Regions from separate parts of the Homo sapiens genome. Here region 1 is linked to region 2. A link is a contact called in ENCODE Hi-C or POLR2A ChIA-PET data. All regions are on one chromosome and are shown on one strand. The core of a region is the stretch at or near the end of the contact, and the rest is flanking DNA. Distances in the headings are between cores, read along the strand shown. Region 1 has its middle 48 kb from the start of TGIF1. Region 2 holds the start of TGIF1 (TGFB induced factor homeobox 1).

The links. A loop is a pair of places that touch in the nucleus more often than their neighbours do. ChIA-PET counts read pairs that join two places held with the same protein, here RNA polymerase II (POLR2A). Pooled maps may share reads with other maps.
Region 1: a map of B cell shows a loop between it and region 2 (6-fold over the local background). The contact joins the enhancer-like site here to the promoter of TGIF1 in region 2. A Hi-C loop is called at or near these places in 13 of 168 maps with a recorded cell type or tissue (B cell, CD4-positive, alpha-beta memory T cell, Calu3 and 10 more), 29 of 37 single-sample maps with no recorded cell type and 16 of 50 pooled maps. POLR2A ChIA-PET finds 5 or more read pairs at or near these places in 30 of 52 experiments (A549, A673, AG04449 and 26 more).

The regions. Positions count from the first base shown.
Region 1 is chr18:3,399,848-3,405,482 of GRCh38, forward strand. No RefSeq gene overlaps it. Among named protein-coding and RNA genes, the nearest start is that of TGIF1, 48 kb to the right of the region's middle. Within about 2 kb of position 1,329, at least 3 of the 41 ENCODE cell types and tissues checked have a DNase peak (open chromatin) inside an H3K27ac peak, as active enhancers do; they include B cell, GM12878 and OCI-LY7, where a contact is called at or near this core.
Region 2 is chr18:3,446,741-3,451,659 of GRCh38, forward strand. TGIF1 (TGFB induced factor homeobox 1) reads left to right here and starts at 3,432. Exons shown (of 3, transcript NM_003244.4): 1 at 3,432-3,765. The coding sequence starts at 3,750. LOC124904237 (a long non-coding RNA gene) reads right to left here and starts at 3,916. Exons shown (of 2, transcript XR_007066269.1): 1 at 3,792-3,916; 2 at 266-446. RefSeq lists silencers at 1,452-1,521, 3,182-3,291, 3,322-3,481, 4,122-4,171 and enhancers at 1,643-2,264, 2,232-2,371, 2,265-2,884, 2,472-2,661, 4,749-4,919.

The sequences.
Region 1 (5,635 bases), core at 79-2,578, 49 kb before region 2:
AACACAGCCAGCACTAGAATCCAAATTCAATGAGTGGTCTTATGTCATGGAACCTCTGGAGGCCAGAAAAAGTCCCTATTCTTTGGGATCTCTCATGTCACTAATATGGTAATACAGAATCCATAAGAGATCTTAAATAGATATTGTTGAAAGATTTCAGTAACAGAGACTGGGCACAGTGGCTCACGCCTGTAATCCCAGCACTTTGGGAGGCTGAGGCAGGTGTATCAACTGATGTCAGAAGTTTGAGATCAGCCTGGCCAACACGGTGAAACCCCGTCTCTACTAAAAATAGAAAAATTAGCCAGGCATGATGGTGGGTGCCTGTAATCCCCAGCTACTCGGGAGGCTGAGGCAGGAGAATCGCTTGAACCTGGGAGGCTGAGGTTGCAGTGAGTTGAGATCACACCATTGCACTGCAGTCTGGGTGACAAGAGTGAAACTCTGTCTCAAAAAAAAAAAAATTTCAGTAGCAGAAAGAATTTTAAAGTGCTAGTTTAAAACTGGAGTGGTGCCTGTATTCTGAAGTAGAAGCTTGGAAGATATTTTTATTTTGTTCTAGAAGGGAACTTTTCTGAGCCCTTTCAGTTCATCTTTCTTAAGGATAGCTAGCGGTTGAATAATCTGAATGCACATATTTCAGACTGAGATGGTAGGTGTTGTTTAATAATATAATGCTGTCATTAATATAACTTTCAATAATGTAAAGGTACAGAATGTTGTGGTTTGAATGTGCCCCTCAAACTTCACATGTTGGAAATTTAATCCCCCAATTCAAATGCTGATTGGAGATGAGTCCTTTCAGAGGCAATTAGGATTAGAGGAGGTCATCAGGGTGGGGGACCCACAACAGGACTGGTGGCTACATGAGAAGAGGAAGAGAAGCCTCAGGTGACACTCACCCTCTTGCCCTCTCACCATGTGATGCTCTCTTTCATGTTATCATGTAGCAAGAAGGCCCTTAATCAGAGGCTGGTGCAATGCTCTTGGACTTTCCAGCCTCTAGAACTATAAGAAATAAGTTTCTTTTCTTTATAAATTACCAGTCTTAGGTATTCAGTTAAAGCAACAAAAAATGGACTAAGGCAGGGAGTGTCTTTGTCTTGAGCAGAGATTTTCTTTATAATTTCTACAAGATTTTTGCTTCTTATACCTGAAAGTAGTAGAAGTGAGGGAGATGAAAAGGAGGAACTGAGCCTGAACAACAAAGTGGTAGGCTGAGGATGGAAAACAGATGGCCCAAGGGGATTTCAACTGAAGGAGTGTGGCCAACGGGTGGCACTAGCAGTGATAATAGATATCCAGATTTAAGGTTCCCTTTTCTGCAGAACAGTTCCTTTGTGTCCATCTCTACCCATGTAAAGTCTTAAACATGGCAGCCTTGCCTTCCATCCTTTGAAAAATAAGGCCCAGGGCTCTGCACCTAGTGTAGGAGGGGAAGAGGTGACGGAGAAGGGTAGCAGGCTGAAAAATAGTTATGAAACAGCCAGAGGTGAATGGCAGAGAAGCCTTGAGGTGTGGGGAGTATAAGATCTGAGACAAGATAACCAGAATGAAAGTGTGAAGAGGATGGCCAGGCATGGTGACTCACGCCTGTAATCCCAGCATCTTGGGAGGCCAAGGCAGGTGGATCACCTGAGATCAGGAGTTCAAGACCAGCCTGGCCAACATGGCAAAACCCCATCTCTACTAAAAAGACAAAAATTTGCCAGGCGTGTTGGTGGGTGCCTGTAATCCCAGCTACTCTGGAGGCTGAGGCAGGAGAATCACTTGAACCTGGAAGGTGGAGGTTGCACTGAGCTGAGATCATGCTACTGCACTCCAGCCTGGGCAACAGAATGAGACTCTGTCTCAAAAAGAAAAAAAAAAAAAGAAAATGTCAAAAAGAGAAGCAACCCTCACCTACCTTGAAGGAGACTCAGAAACGGCTGTGGAGGAAATTGGACTTGCTGCAGACAAGTAGGGTGGGAGTTTCAGCTGCTTTGTATAGGCTTTAAATAGACGTGTTCCCTTGGCCACATACACACACCCAAGTTCATACATATGCCCACAAGCATGTTGAAAGCTGGAGGACCCGGGGAACATTCAGGTTACTTTTGTTAAATACATGAACTACCATATATCCTGAATCTTAGAAGAGAAATGTATATAACCAGAAAATGATATTACCTTATACTCAGACTGTCTTTGTGGGTGATGGGGGACAGTGATTGATAGTAAGTGAAGGGAAATGAAACCATACAAGTAACAGAACTGCAACTAGAGGGAAAATTATTTATTCAAGCCATATGTAAATATGTGCCTTTTTGAAAGTACAGCTTTGTCACTCCTAATGGTTTTAGACATCTGAGAGGGGCCCTGTGCTATAGCCCAGAGAGATCACTGTTTCGACCCGGGGAATTCAGGTTCTATTGACATTCATTTTTATAAGGAATACAGTAGATATCTGAGTAACAAAAAACAGTCTGTAATTATTTACATACATGAAATAATCCTGTTTGTATATTTGAAATAACTGCTATCTATTAACAGAAAGAAAATATTAGTATACAGTAGGTACATCCAGTCATAATGGGCAGTTTGACATTTCTGGAAGAGCCATCTGCAATAAAACAATAGTATTGTAAATATTTGCAAGACAATAATTAAACTCAGCACTGAGGTGAACTCCACACTGATTTTAGTTATTGTTTTTCTTCAGATTCTACAAAGAGTGAAGTACTCCAAAGAAATCTTTACATTCTAAAAAGATCTAGTTTTTATCATGATGCATTGTTTTAATACTCTAAAACTACTTGTCTGTGAGACTATGCTTTTTAGGAATGAATGTGATTCTGTTACTTCTAATGTGATGACAGTAACTCCTGGGTACATTTTAATCTTTGCAATATTTTAACTCAAAATAAAAACCATCCACTAGTGTGAAATATTTCAATGACATGATTCCAATACAGATTCAAGATGAAAACATCAGGTTTCCTTCAAAAGGAATTTTACTCTCCTTTTAGGAAATTGTGTAGGTATTTATATGAGTTAATTTTGAGAATTTTTAGCTAATCATACATTTATTCATCAGTAAGTGATTGAAATCGAGTCCTTTTAGACAAGGAAACCCAATTAAGATGGTGTGGTGGTTGAACTGGGTCCCCTCAAAAAACATATGTTGAAATCCTAATCTCCAGAACCTCAGAATGTGACCTTATTTGGAAATAGGATCATTGAAGATCTAATTAGTTAACATGAGATCATACTGGAATGGGGAGGCCTCCTAATCCACTATGATTGGTACAGGATGATAACCATGTGAAGACAGACACACACAGGAAGAATGTCATGTGACCATGTGACCACAGAGGTAGTGATTAGAGTTATGCAGCTACAAGCCAAGCACTGCTTGTGACACCAGAAACTAAGAGAAAGGCATGCACAGATTCTCCCTAGAGCTTTTGAGAGAGCATGGCCCTACCAACGCATTAATTTCAGACTTCCAGCCTCCAGAAGTATGAGATGATAAATTCCTGTGTTCTGAAGCCACCCAGCTGTGATATTTTGCTATCACAACCCTGGGGAATAAAAACAGATGGGAACAGATGTACCCACCTGTCTTTGTGTCTATGACATAGTACAAAGGGCATAGGCTTTGGGGTCCAGCAGAAATGGAAATTAACCCCAACCCAGTCAATTCTTTCCTATGTGACTTTACACAGGGTAATTAGGGTAGCCGATTTCCTCAGCAACATGATAGAAATAAGATCTTCATAAGATACAGGCATGGTGGTGCATGCCTGTAATCCCAGCTATTCAGGAGGCTGAGGCAGGAGGATAATTTGAGCCCATGAGTTAGAGACCAACCTGAGCAACATAGCAAGACTCCATCTCAAAAAAAAAAAAAAAAAAAAAAAAGATTGTTGAAGGCATCAATTGGTGATTGGTGAATATATGAAAGTTATGGGACACATAGTTTCTCAAAAAATACTAATTTACAACCTGTATATATGAGCTCATTTAAGTAGTCCGTTAATATTATTTTATGTGGTCAAGGAAATTAAAAGCTTTTTTTTCTTTTCAATAATTAAAAAAAAAATAGTATCTATAAATCTGAACTTCTAGTGACCTGGATGTTCAGTAACATTTTTGTCAGTAATGATAAAAAAATGAATTATTCATAGTTAATGGGAAATAGACAACCATTTTATTTATGTGCTCTACAGTTCTGTTCAGTCAAAGAAACTCTAGTCCCCTGGTTTAAAGAACACTCTGGAAAGGAAGTGTCCCACACAAGAGATGTGGTGGATGAAAACTCCCTATAAAAAGTTTATCCCTTTAATTATATGCTAAAAATATATATTTTTAGAAATAGTAAAATGATAGTCTTTCCAAGAGTACTGTAATGTGAATTATCCAACCTAATGACTCAGTTTAAAAGTCTGAATTATGTATTAGTCTCACTAGAAAGGGATAAAATTTGTCATTCAGTATGGGGGAATGACATATTATTTATGTGATCATCCTTCTGAGATCCCATTAAAATAATAGTAAAGAAATTAGGCTGGGCATGGTGGCTCATGCCTGTAATCCCAGCACTTTGGGAGGCCTAGGCGGGTGGATCACGAGGTCAGGAGATCGAGACCATCCTGGCTAACACGGTGAAACCCTGTCTCTACTAAAAATACAAAATAAAATTAGCTGGGCGTGGTGGTGGGTGCCTGTAGTCCCAGCTACTCGGGAGGCTGAGGCAGGAGAATGGCATGAACCCAGGAGGCGGAGCTTGCAATGAGCCAAGATCGCACCACTGCACTCCAGCCTGGGCAACAGAGCGAGATTCCGTCTCAAAAAAAAAAAAAGAAAAAAGAAATTAAAAGAGGCAGAATCTAAGGGCAAAGGTCAATTAAGAGAAAAGAAAGATCTAATGATGATCACCGATCATCATCAGTGATCTAAATCTTTCAATAAACTTCTAGAAGACAGAGCAGGAAGTGATAACTAGAGAAACACAGTGGAGGTAAAGGAACTCAAAATATGCCACTCAGGCTGGGCACAGTGGCTCACACCTGTAATCCCAGCACTTTGGGAGGCAGAGGCAGGTGGATCACCTGAGGTTGGGAGTTCAAGACCAGCCTGACCAACATGGACAAAACCCCGTCTCTACTAAAAATACAAAATTAGCTGGGCATGGTGGCGCATGCCTGTAATCCCAGCTACTCTGGAGGCTGAGGCAGGAGAATCGCTTGAACCCGGGAGGCAGAGGTTGCAGTGAGCTGAGATCACACCACTGCACTCCAGCCTGGGCGACAGAGTGAGACTCCATCTCAAAAAATATAAATAAATAAATAAATATGCCACTCTGGCAAATAGACTATTTTGAGTTAAGGGTCTTGAAAAAAACAGCAAGAACAAGATCACTCTGACCTTCCTACTGCTTATTAAAAGCAGATGATTAAATTCCTGTGTGACAAATGTTCTCCCTGTACCGGAAGGAAAATATCACTCTTATCATCATCAAGGACAAGAAGTTGAGGCCAAGGAAAATCTGTACCAACAAACCATGTTAGACTAATCCTTATCCTCCCAGCCACTTCTCTGTCCAATGAACCACCCTAGCTCAAGCTCCTTTGCCTTGTCACATTTTCACAAT
Region 2 (4,919 bases), core at 2,182-4,681:
CAGTCCAAGACCCTCTGACCTGAGATGTGACTGGATGATTACAGACCTCTTGTCCAGTGTTTAGAGCCTAGCTGTCTGCATATTTTATAAAGATATCTGCCTTCCAGAGACTGGAAGTGAAAGAGATCCAATGACTGGGTGAGTCACCCTTTCTCCACCTAGAACACAGTCCTTGATGGAACTCATGCTTTATCAATTGTTGTTGAGTAGAAGAAACAAATACATCCTCCAATCTTCACTTGGTGGACCTGGCATCAAAAAATAATCATATTAAGTGCGTTTATTAGTACACTTTTCTGGCTTATCTGCCTTTCCAAGTTTCTATTTGAGTTCTTGCCTTTGAAGGGTTTGCAGGCTGTGAAAAGTAACTTAACTTTTTAACAACTTTCTTTGCTTGGCCTTGAGGCAGCTTCAGAAGATAAGACGCCAAAAGGAACTATGTGTGCCTGGAGAGAAAAAAAATAATGGTGAAAAACGTTTATCAGTAGCCTCCGCCAGCACCAAGCAACGCCTCAATTTTACTCAAGCAATTTCCCAATTCAAGTAACATTCATATGAATCAGCAAATAATATGTAGCAAATTTGAATCTATATACTTTAAAAAAAAAAAAAAAGCACTGGAAAGAATCTTAAAAGTCATTGAATCCGTTTTATAGCAAGGCCCCGAGACTGGAAGGGACTGACAGAGCTAGAAATGAAACTTGTTTTTCCACCTCGAGAAAAACGAATCAACAAAAAATACCCTAAGCAATTGCTGGTATCTGAAGCCCACTTTTTTGAGGCTGTTCCCTTTGTTACGTTGCGCTGACCCTAGGCACTTTCTTCCCAGAATGCACCAAGAATCCGAAACTCCAAACAAGTTTGAGATCAGCGTTGGCTGGGGGGAGGCAGTGGGGGTGCATCTACGGGAGCGGTTGGGCTGTAAGCTTTCGCTACATCACAGAATTGTGCCAGTGTTTCTCTTTGGAGTGCCTCGCCAGCTTTAACAACCGTTTGGATATGACTTGCTCGGGCAAAAGTTGTGCATTGGCCCGATCAAGCCTGACTTCTAGCCAAGGTGAGTTCACATCTCCGTTTTTTCCTCCCCCTAATTCGAAAGAGGCTTTCAATTGTCTCCGCCCCTCCCCCCTTCTCCTGGAAAGTTTGTTTTCAAGCTATAAACCCTTTCCAATTCTCGGTTCCCATCTCGGTTGCCTGAGAATCGCAGTCATTAGCCAAGTCCACTTGGACGAAAGCAAAGCTACCTTTGTGTACATAATGAGAGCCACCGCGTGGCCAAGGAGAACCACGGGGAAGAGGGAAACATTTTTGTCTCGAGCTGGCTAAAGCGGGCGGGGGGGGAGGTAGGGTTAAACCGACCGAAGGCGTGTTTTGTGGAGTGGCTTCGAAAGCGGCCGAGGCAGCCGAAGCCGCTTTCGAAGTTAGCAAACAAAGCGTCTCCCCAGTAACCGCCCGGTTCCAGACGAGGCTCCTGCCACTCAGGCCGCGGAGTCGCAGCGTCGCCCAGCCCCCGGCTCCTCCTCCCTGCGTCTCTCCTCCCTCCGCTCCCGGCTCCCCAGCGGATAGGAGCCACCAATCCCAGCCACAGACAACCCTTCAAACGAAATAGCGAGGCGGCCCCCTCTAACGGGCGGCGGGGGCGCTGGCCCCCTCCCTGCGCCACATCTGTCCCGCACCGGGCGCAGCAGCTGATTCATCTGCAGCCAGGTCCGGGAAGGAACTGTGCTCCCGGCAGTTGCAGGGCAGCGTCCGGGCGGGTGGCTTGTCCCCAGGACCGCGCTCCCCCCGAGCCGTTTTAGGTGTGTGTTCTCTTCTGTCCCGAGCAGTCAGCAAACCACAGAAGAAAAAAATCGTAAGGTTGCTGCCTTCTTAGAGAGACGCTTTTTTTCCCTGTTGATTCATTTTAGTCCTGTAATTGGAAAAACCACCCAGGCTTTTTAAACTCTGGCCTCCACGCATTCTAGGGGCGGGGGTGTCTTTTTTTTTTTTTTTTTTTTTGAGGGAGGGTGGCAGGCTAGCTCTAGTTCCTGAAACAGACGCTCCGAAGTCGAGTTAGTTATCCCTTGGCCGTCTTAGTACTCCTCGGGTTTAATCTTATTTCCACAGAGTTTCTTCTGCCGGGATCTCCACCGAGGTTACCGAACAAAAACAGCACAGAGCCCAGACTGGAGGCAGACCCGGGCGCTGTCTCTGCTAGGCTTATTTACGTTTAGGGCTTTTCTTTCCTTTTTTTAAAGTGATGGGGGAAGTCTCATTGTGTGGCATGTGACAGTTCGTTTGCTTCAAAACAACAGGACGTAACCACGCGAAAACTAGAACCAGAGGAGGGGGCATGCGTTTCTTCAAGTCAGCCAAACAGCATCTGGTCTTTGAAAGCGCAATTTCATCAAGAAACTCCTGTTGGATCCCTCCTAACTGTGGACCAAAATAAGCCAACAGGAACGGGTGTTTACTTAATGGCTAGTTTCTGTTTGAAATGGGAGGAGGGATCCCCTAGCAGGGTTCCAATCCGAAGAGTAGACACTGTTGACCGAAACAGACGAGCAGGCACGGCGTGGTCACCCCTTAGCTATAAAAGTGGCCGCTGCCGGGGTTCGGCGACTCGGGGTGTCAGGCGGAGTCTTGGTGAGGCAGGCGCGCGCCCGGCCGTCCCCGGGCAGAGACGTTTAAAGAGCATGTGAGCGTGACAAGTGTCTGTCCGCAACGTGTCAGATTTCGAAACTGCCTTGCAATCCAGTCCGGAACTCGCAGCTTTAGCCCGGGGGAACAGACGTTCGTTTAGGCTGTGTCTCATCATTCCCCCCCGCCCCACCCCCGCCGACCTCCCACTGTCGCTGCTGGAGGAAGAGCCCCGGGAGGAGAAGGGTGCGCCGCGCCGCGCCCGCGTGTCAATGGCAGCCGCGCATTCTGGAAGAAGTTGGTTCTTGTCTCGAATACTTTTCCTCCCGTGCCCCGCCCCTTGAATCAGAGGCGGCTGTCTCGTGCGGCTAGAGCAGGGCCAGTAGAGTTCGGGGCAGCTGTCAAAAACGAGACGGGGAGGCTTTTCTTCCCGGGGGTGGAGGAGGGAAGGAGGGAGGTGTCCTTTTTTCCATCTGTTGCAGTTTCCGAACCAAACGCACCCTCGCCAGCCCCGGGAAGAAAGGCCCAAGGGAGAAACCTGGGGCGCTCGGCTGGTGCCCCCACCGCCGGGCGAGGGATGCGGGCGGTCCGTGCGCGGCAGGCGGAAAGGATCGTGTTTCTGGACCCGGCCACCCCCCGCGTCCGCACCGCCGCCCCCGAGGGACGAGTGACAGCGGCCGCCGCGCTCGGTCCAGTCTTCCCGGCTGGAAGGTGCGGGGGAGGGGCGGAGGAGCGGCGGGGCGGGAGGGGGACGGGGCGGGCGGCTGGGGGCGGAGGCAGGACCTCCTGTACCTTCCCTCCTCGCCTCTCTCACTCTGACAGCGCCGAGGTGCGCCGAGCAGGAGCAGGGAACAAAGGAGCGGAGAGGGGAGGGGAGAGAGTTGGGCGAGGGAGAGCCCCCGGCCGGCTGCCAGAAGATCCCGGCGGGAGGAAGCCCAAGTGTCACTTGAATTCCACCCAAGGAGCGGGCGCCTGGGATCAGAGCGTCCTGTTTAGCAATAACGGCTGGAGCACGTCCTACAAGTTACGGGAGAGTCGGCTGTGAAGGAGACGTTCGCTTATCCCCTGTGTCCCCGCTCCTGGCCCCTCCAGACCCCCGCCTTGCCTCGCGCTGGGAGGGGAGATCCAGAATGAAAGGCAAGAAAGGTAAGGCGGCCGCGGGCTGCGCGCACCAGAAGACGCGAGTCCGGGGAAACGTGCTGGCCGGGCCGCGCCGCGCGGAGTCACTTGGTGGACTTTTCCGCCCAGGGGCTCTCATGCTGGAGTGGCGGCCGTGCTCTTTGTTGAGGCTGCGTCTGAAACGGCAGCGGCTGTTTTCCTGCTAGACACAACACGAGGGGCTGTTGTGGGGCGAGCCTCTCCACGCTGCTGGCACGTTGTCAAGAAACACGCTCAGCGCCTTGTTTGTGCGCCTGCAAGTTTCATTGTCTCCGCCGACACCCCACGCTCGGCCCAGCCGCCGCGTGGCTTCTCGCTCTTTCTCGCGTGCTGGGGATATGGGGTCCGAGTAGGGAGGACCCAGCCCCTCGTTTTTCCCGATCCGGACCCAGGCGGCCGGGGCCGCGGGACCGCCGCGGCTTTGTCTGAAAGTTCCACTCCTAGGCTCCCCCCGCCCCCGCCCCCGCCGCCCCCCTACTCCCAGCCGGGCCCTAGCACTGTTCTTTAGGGATGTGGTGTTTTTACGATCGAAGGAATGCGATTCTGGACCCCCTCATCGCCCTCGGGTGTAAACAGCTTTGGAAAGCTAGACTTTTACAAATCCCCAGTCTCTAAAAGTTTTCCCACGATGAATTTTGGGGCAGGAGGAAGAGTTAGCACCCAGGGCCAGCAGCTTCAAGCGGCATGCAGTCAAAATGCGTCCAAATGTGACAAGCAGGCTTGGTTGTAAGTGCAAAGAGCAAGGCTGTCATTGTTTCCACGAAGTGTTCTGGAAGCTTTACAACTAAAACTTGCCGTCAGTTTGGTTTAAAAACAAAATACACCGGAGGGGGACGGGGGGTGGAGAAACCACACAAAACACCCCGAAAGGTCAGAGTGTGAAGTCCCTTTTGAAGTTAACAAAAATTGAGTCCCTGGCTGGGAGGTCCCCCGAGTGTTCCGCTGTGGGCTGGAGGTGGCGTTTCTGTCGTGATTTATGTGGAGTGGTTCAAAACAGAAGTTAATCACTCGGGAAGCGGACGGGAGGGGCGGCGCTACTGCGCATGCCCGGGAGCCGCCTGGAGTTTGGAACTCCACATTCTTTCAGACCCGGCCCGCTGCGGGGCGTTCCTGGGGGGTAGCCTCAAGGCCAGCGGGGTTCC